Linked DNA regions of Homo sapiens: region 1 is linked to region 2. A link is a contact called in ENCODE Hi-C or POLR2A ChIA-PET data. All regions are on one chromosome and are shown on one strand. The core of a region is the stretch at or near the end of the contact, and the rest is flanking DNA. Distances in the headings are between cores, read along the strand shown.

Evidence for each region. A loop is a pair of places that touch in the nucleus more often than their neighbours do. ChIA-PET counts read pairs that join two places held with the same protein, here RNA polymerase II (POLR2A). Pooled maps may share reads with other maps.
Region 1: a loop to region 2 is called in a map of PC-3, with 3 times the contacts of the local background. The contact joins two enhancer-like sites. A Hi-C loop is called at or near these places in 3 of 168 maps with a recorded cell type or tissue (PC-3 and mammary epithelial cell), 1 of 37 single-sample maps with no recorded cell type and 2 of 50 pooled maps. POLR2A ChIA-PET finds 5 or more read pairs at or near these places in 1 of 52 experiments (MCF 10A).

Annotation. Positions count from the first base shown.
Region 1 is chrX:68,846,133-68,850,065 of GRCh38, forward strand. No RefSeq gene overlaps it. Among named protein-coding and RNA genes, the nearest start is that of EFNB1, 19 kb to the left of the region's middle. RefSeq lists an enhancer at 502-1,002. Within about 2 kb of position 2,504, at least 2 of the 41 ENCODE cell types and tissues checked have a DNase peak (open chromatin) inside an H3K27ac peak, as active enhancers do.
Region 2 is chrX:69,022,429-69,026,402 of GRCh38, forward strand. No RefSeq gene overlaps it. Among named protein-coding and RNA genes, the nearest start is that of PJA1, 140 kb to the right of the region's middle. Within about 2 kb of position 2,688, at least 11 of the 41 ENCODE cell types and tissues checked have a DNase peak (open chromatin) inside an H3K27ac peak, as active enhancers do.

The DNA of each region.
Region 1 (3,933 bases), core at 1,254-3,753, 180 kb before region 2:
CCAAGGGCACACAGGAAGTGCTGGCAGAGCCAAGCCTTGGACCCAGCTTCCTTGCCTCACAGGCCAGAGCCAGTTGCCCTTCTTGCATACTGTGTGGCCTTGTTCTCTCAAAATCCCTGAGTGTGTGTGTGTGTGTGTGTGCCAAACAAACCTATATATACACAGTATTTATATTGACAAACTTTGTAAGTTTACACAAGGCAATTACCAAAATGACACATTATAACCCTGAGGAAAATATGGTGCTGGGAGGTTTAGGCCTGGTTCGGAGCAGACCGCGAAAATGTACTCATAGTCTGCCCCCCTCTCTGGGGGTCCCTCTCCTGTGGCACCTTACACAGCTCTGAAGTCACTCATCAGCAAAATAGCTTGGAGGTATCCGTAGGGGCCAGACCCACTGGTTCACAGCCCAGACCCAGAATTGGGCATCTCAAGGCTGGGCAGAGCCTTATAGATCCAGCGGTTTCACCCTTGTTTGGATGCTGACTGTGGCTGGCCAGCCTCTGCACGCATACCTCAGGGCAGGCCTTCTTCCCTCCCCCACCCAGGCTGCCTGGGCCTTTCCGGCCAGCCTGACAGTTAGCTGTCCTAGCACTGTGTTCAGCCCCCCTGCACACACTAATAGCCATGGCAGTAACATGCTTTCACATGCAAATTGCTATGGAATTCTCAGCCCCTGCCGGTGCCCCAGCCCCCAAGGCCTCCCCCTGGGCAGATTCAGAGAAGAGAATGGAATCTTTCAAGCTGTTAGGGCGTCTAGAGACCTTCGAGTCCAGCCCCCTTGTTGGATGGATGGGAAAACTGAGGCCCAAAGAGGAGAAGAAGGAACTGCTCACAGTCACACAGAGAGTTCACCGGGACTGGCCCTCACCCAGGTCTTCCGACTTCCAGCCCATTGCCTCTTCAAACCGCCACACAGCCTCCTAATCCCTCTCATCCCCCACCCCACCCCCATCATGGGGTATTTACTGTGGACTCTGGGATCCCTCCCCCTGGCACAGATGCTCCTGGGAGACACCCCTCAGTGGGGCCTGGGAGTGTGAAATCCAGAGAAGAAAAGACCAGAGATAGCCATGACTTAGGGGCATTGCCCAGGGAAGGGAGCCATTCTCCTTTGAAACAGGCAAAAGACAGGATTTGCTCACTTCTCTCTCTGCGCTGCCATCCCCTGATACTGGCCAAACCTCCCCCATCCCCCGCCCACCCGGCAGGCCTGCCAAGCTATGCCAAGCCTTCTCCTGGGCCCTAGTCCACCAGATCTTTCCAAGTTTGTGCATCATCACTCTGCTGGAGTGGTCACCAGCAAAGCTTGGGTTCTGGGAGGCCCTGGGAACCCTGGTCCCAGCTAGAGTATGGGAACATTTCCCTTCCCTTCAGTTCAGCTGAAACAAGATGGGAATTTTCTGAAATGAACTTTACAAGGAAACCGAAAGGAAATGAAAATAAACACCAAAAGGGAAAAAGAGACAAGCTTACAGAGCACAGGTGTCTGCTCCCAGCTCAGCTGAGGTCTTACTACAGATGGACCCAAGCTAGAAACTTCCGGGTTATCCTTGAAATCTGCCTTCAGTTCTGCCTCTGAACTGAACTTGACTCTGCCCATTTCTGAGCACCCCTAATACCACCAGCCACTCTGGTTTGTACTACCTTTATCTCTTACCTGGACAATGGCAATAGCCTTCTGACTGGTCTCCCTGCTTCCATTCCACCTCTCTCTCTTGCAAAACAGCAGCCAGGGCCATCTTTCCAAAACTCAATTCTGATCTTGCCCATCGCTGCTTACCTTTCATATTTGTCCATCATTCCCCAACTCTTCAGCATGGCTTTCAGGGTCGTGGGTGATCTGGCCCTTGCCCATCTCCTTAGTCTCTCACCTCTACCCCTCCCCACCACGCACACCTTACACACCAACAACCCAAAGCTACTCCTTGGCACCTGACCAGAACAGGCACCCTTAAGCCTCTGCGCCTTTCTGTATGTGCTCTCATCAGCCAGAAATGCCCGTCCCCTTGCCCGTTGTCTGGCAAACTCCTATTGAGCCTATTATTCACGGACATTTCTGACCCCCAAGCCAGGCCAAGTTGGTGTTCTCTTCTCAGCCCTCACAGCGCTTCTGCTCACACTGCCAGTGTCTGTCTCCCCCAGTAGATTGTGAGCTTCTGGAGGACAGAGCCAGTGTTTCATTTCTGCATCTCACCTGGAATGATGCCCAGCACAGAGTTTAGCACAGAGGCAATATCAATAAACCTTTGAAATGTTTGTCGACTTGAATGGGCTTGGCTGGGCTGGGACAGTCACCCCAGGGCTCTATCCCTGCCCTTCACTGCTCACTTTACCATCCAGCCAATCTGGAGAGTCAACATCTTATTATATTCCCTTACAATAAACGCTAACATTTACTGAGTACTTATTGTGGGCCAGGCACCATGCTCCACACTTCATGTGCATTACTTCATTGACACCTTCTGCTGCAGTGATGTCTCAGAGAGGTCCCTATCTGAGGTAGGACTGTGATTATTTCTGTTTTACAGATGAGGAAATGGAGGCTCAGAGAGGGAAAGTGCCTCGCCCACAGGCACGTGGCTAGGAAGTTGTATGTAAGGACTGGAACTTGAGAAGCCGGAATGCGGAGTCCAAGTACTTAGGTGCTTCACCACACTAGTAAGGCAAAGTGATGGTGGCAGCTTGGAGAAAGAAGGAACCTGGGCCCTTTGGTCTGTACCCCTTGATGCTGGCCACGTGGCTTCAGAGGCTGTCTAGTGTGGTAGTTAACAGCCCAGATTCTGGAGTCAGGCTGCCAGGGTTTACATTCCAGCTTTACCACTTTCTAGTTGTGAATTCTTGAGCCATTTACTTAAACCCCTCCGTGCTTCTGTTTTATTCATCCAAAAGATGACACTGAGAGTAGCAGCCATCTCATGAGACTGTAGTGAGGATTAAGTGAATAAACACACATCCAGCCCTTAGAACAGTGCCCAGCCCTGGTAATTGCTTCGTAAACGCCATTTACTACCCTTTGAGTCCCGAGGCAGCCTTTGGTTCCTTCACTCAGCCTTAGGCAGCCCGAGTCCTCTACGGGCTGGTCACTGCTTAGCCACTTGAATCAGAAGGTTCAGCTGCTAATATTCCCTGGCCTCAGCCCGGGTTGCTATGTCCCCAGTGAGGGTGCAATGGGTGGTGGGCTGCAAGCTCCTCCAGGCCCCAGCCCCAGGGCTTAGCTGTCCTAGGCTTGACTCCTGAAGTCCCAAAGGGAGGAATACCTAGGCTGCTGTGACCCTTACAAGGAGCCTGGAGTCAGGATCAGGAGACTCGCATTTGAGGCCTGACTCTGCCCCTAATAGTCATATGTGCCATGTCTTCTCTTGAGGCCTGGGTATCTTCTTCATCTGTTGAATGTAAATGGGATGATGTAAGCAAAACTGCTTTGTGAAAAAAACACGTATGCTTTGATGTAAGGAGCCACCATTTCCCATCAGAATGTGTGTTCCTTCGGGGCAGTGAACCTGGGCCTCAGTAAAGAGCCAATGAATAATGAATGAGTATTTCTCCCACCCAGAATCCATGCTCCTCCCCAGCCAGACTCTAGCAGCCAGAGATCCAATTCTGAAGCAGGGACACTCACTCTGATAATGGCCTAGAATGCTCTGGGAAAGTCGAGAAGGATGTGTTGCCATGTTTAGGAGAAGCCCATGCACCACAACCTAAGATCCAGAGACTATTTTGTTCCCATCCTCAACAGGTTCACTAGAGTTGCAGGCAGTTTTGAAAGAAGGACAGTGCTACACTAAATGGCCCCTTTCTATACGCTGTTTTGCTGGTGAAGTTTCAGCAGGTACAGCCTGTCTGGGAGCCACTTAAGTAACAATACACATCAAAAACCTAAAAATGTGGAGGCGCTCTGACCCAGCAATTCCAATGTGGATGAAGGCCCTG
Region 2 (3,974 bases), core at 1,438-3,937:
GCCAGGAGTCCCCAGGGAGCTTGATCTGGTCTAAAGTCTCTGCCTAGAGATCCAGACAGAAAGACTCTGGCTTCCTCAGTGGCCAGTAGGGTGGGTGGCCACACTAGGGGCCATCTTCAGAGTAAAGGCTTCTGAGAGGAGGTAAGCTTGGCATTGGACTGGACAGGCAAATTGTGGCACCTGTACACTCTCTTCATCTCTGTCAGACTCTGGAGGCTGCAGGCAAGGGCTAGTTAGCTGCCCAAGCCCCTTTGGTGCATGGACAGGAAATTGGCACATGCACTGTATGTGCTCACTTTTCACCTACACAGGCTCATGGGTAGAGCTGGACACTCTCTGGAAAGAAAGAAACCTCCCAAGCCACTGATGTCAAAGGCAGGAATGCCTCTAGGGTACTTCTAGGCAAGAGTCCAAGGGCCCTGCCTGGGCTAAACTACACAGGCCCCTCACTGACCTGGCATCCTGGATGCCACTTCTGCCATTGATGCCACACTGGCAACGGGAGGGAGGAAGACTTCCTACTTGCCTCCTCAGTAGCCCAGGGTAAGAAGTAGCCTCCTCTCCTGCCCCGAACCAAATGGTCCCTGCCTGGGGACACCCTGGCCTATTTTCTTAGCTCCTTAGCAGTAAGCCAACCGCCTAGGCCCTTTTTCTACCTAGAGAGATTTCCCTTAGATTTCCTGGTGCTTATGCATGTTCTACCCTCTCTGCCCAAGTTCCTTAGAGGCATACAACAGGCACTCAAAGGAAGCTCCTTGATGGCGTAAGAGACAGAAATTGATAAGGCCAAGTATTGCCTGATCCCCAGCCCTTGAATGCTGACAGTGAAAGTTTTCCAAAGGGCCAAGAGCTGACCATATCCCTTGGCCTTGGCACATATGCCATCCCTGAGGGTGGTAGTGGTTAGGCCTCATTTGGAGGATGATGGTGGATGAGGGGGCACAGGGATGGGACAAGCCACAGAACAACTTGCCATCTTCTAGTGAACAGCAGGAGCAGAGACAAAGCCTCCTCCAACTCTGACACTTTGTTTCCAGGCCACCAACCCTATCTCAAGGTTAGCTCATAGTTAGAGGCAGCCACAAGCCCAGCCAATCATCCTGCTTTGAAGAACCATCTACAATTTTTTGAAGAGATAATAATGTGGCCTTTGTCTTTCTCCTCCTCTCATTCTCACTTTCCCTGTCCTCTAGTCCTTTATGTGGTCATTTTCTGGCCCTTCTCCAAAAAGGAAAAAAAAGGGCACCACCAAGCTAGGCTGAAGAGATGATTGAGGCAGACCTGTTCCTCTTGTGAGCTGGCTGCTCCATGGGGCCTGGTAGTGAGGCCAAGACAGCAGATGGGAGTCCCTCTGCCTCCTCCTTCCTCGAGGAAAGGTTTACAAAGCTTACTCCCTCCCAAGTGTCTTGGGTGTACCCACTGCAGGAGCTAATGAAAGTGGATGTGATCCCATCCACCACCTGGATACCGGTACAGGCCCTAAGTGGGCAGACACACACCATGCTGGTAAGGGTGCCATTTGTCCAAAGCAGGCAGATGGATTCAGCAGCTGCCTAGGTCACCTGCCAGGTCTGGACTGGGCCAGGGGCTTTTGGCACCAGCTTCAACAACTTGGACCCTTTCTCAGGACTCTGAGCCAAGGAAAGTTCTCCAGAAACTGAGAAGCCCATCCCATCCTCTTCCCCAAGCTTGACACTAGGAGAAAACTTTCAGTCAAATATTTCTGTCATGACAAAGACCTCCAAAGGTCATCTTATCCATCCCCCAGGCTCCAGACTAGAAAATTTTTCTTTCAACCTGGTTAGTCAACCCTTTCCTGCCATGCTTATGCATTCTGGTCTCAAAGAAGGCACCGTGAGTCCCTGTGCTCCAGTGGTATTTGTTTTGGATGCTGGGAGCCATGTATGCCGGCTTCTAAGAGCGGAATGGGGATCCTCCGGGGAAGGTGAGAATGGAGTCACGTGGCAGAGCCAGCAGGGCAGGGGGCACCCGGGGGCCCAGTGCCTCTCTCCTGCTAAGGATTGACTGCCTCTGCCTTTCTGGCCGCCTGCCTGCATCTCAGTTTCTAAGCAGAGCCTGGAGCCTGGCCTAGGGAGCAATGCGAGTCCCAGCCCAAGGCCTTCTGAGAGCAGCAGAGCGGAGCAGCCCCAATCAGCCTTTGGCTGCCTTGCTTCCTGCAGGTGGAAAAATCATCCTATTTATCCCCAAATGGATTTGTCGACTTGAACAACAAACAGACACAGAAACACACATGGAGTCATAGACATATGTGCAAAAATGGATCCAGAGATGCACATACAGTCTTTATGTCTGCCTCTCTCTCTCTGCCTCTGCCTCTCTGTCTCTATGACTTTGTCTCTGTGTCTCTGCCTTTGTCTGTCTCTGTCTCTCTTTCTTTCCCTCTCCCTCTTTCAACTCTTTCTCTCACTCACCCTTTCCCAAGGCCCCTCCTGCCTGCATTACAGCATTTATCAAAGTGGCCTGACCTCATGTTGTAAAAATATACAGCATGGAACAAAATCCACCTTAAACTCTCTTCTAAATATATTAAAATAATAGGAATTCTCATCTGCCTGATTGAATTTGCTGCTTGATATTAGAAGCATGCCAGGCCCTTCCGGGCCCAGTCAGGGGCAGGGAGGGGCTGGGATTCCCTGCCTGACTCCTCTCTCTTGGCCAACAGCTCTGCTCCTTTGGGTGGGCGGGGCCAGAGTGAAGGAGTTGGAGCTGTGTTCTGGCCAAGAGACCTTGGGCGGCCACCTCAGCCAACAGCCAGCAGCTAGCACAATCCACTGAGCACGTGCAGACAAACACTGTGATTTCTCTGGCCCACACAGCACCCCATCTTGGTCTGGAAGCTGGGAGCCCCTGCCCCTGCTCCCATCTGCACCAGTGCTCACAAGCCGTCCTGGAGGGACTCCCGGGTTTCGCTAACGGCCACATCTGTGGCCCATGGGACCAGAAGCTTCTTGAAGGCAGGGACCATATGTTGCTCTTTTCTGTATCACCAGGATCTAAAATGTCCTGGTACAAATAAAAGCTTAGGGGAAACATTTGTTGAATAAGCAGATTAATTCATTTATTCATTCAACTTATATTTATTGAATACTTAGTAAGGGCCCAGTGCTGATCTAAGCACTGGGAACACAGCAAAAAAAACAAATAGATGTCAAATCCTGCCTTCATGCAGCTTTTATTCTAATGAATAAATAAACTGGCCCACTCAGCCCACAAGAAAAGATAACCACCACCCTGGGTCATGCTTCCCCTCCAGGTCTCTTGCTCCTTCATGGAGCAAACCATCCAACGTGCAAAATCTTATACTCTGCTTTTCAGAGGTACAGCAGATGCCTCATCATGGCTTGCTCAGGACTTGGATACCAGCCTACTGGCAATTTAGGGCAACACTGTGCAGGCAGAGGAAAGGATGGGGCAGGGGCCTGGCATGAGACTCCCATACTTGCTTAGGATGGGGGCTGGGGAGTAGGTCTGACTAGCGGTGAAGGGGGCTCCCTGGTGGACAAAGTTTGGTGCCAAAGGGCAGGGGCACAGTCAACAGTGGGCCTTGAGGTTCCAAGAGGAAGTAGTCACAGGATATTAATCAGATGGGGCAATGCTGCTGCAGGGAGTCAGCTACAGTTGGATTTAGCGTCTGGAAGAAGAGCAAGTGTCATGTAGAGAAGGGCCCCAGGGTGGAATGCGGAGAAATGAAAGGTTGGTACAAGTAATGTTGTGCTGGTAAATATTTAACAGCTTGCTCACGGGGAGGGGAAAAAAATCTCTGATTTGTAGTGTTGCCAATTGCCATGGTATAAATACTCCCACAGTGGCTGAATTCAAGCTATGAATATGACATCACTGGATACAGCTTTGTAAAGAGATATGCACATGCAGTTCTCATGAGCCAATGTGAGCCTTGGCCTGGGCTGGGGGTCAGAATCAGAAATTTATTTATTGGAGGGGGACTGGCCAGT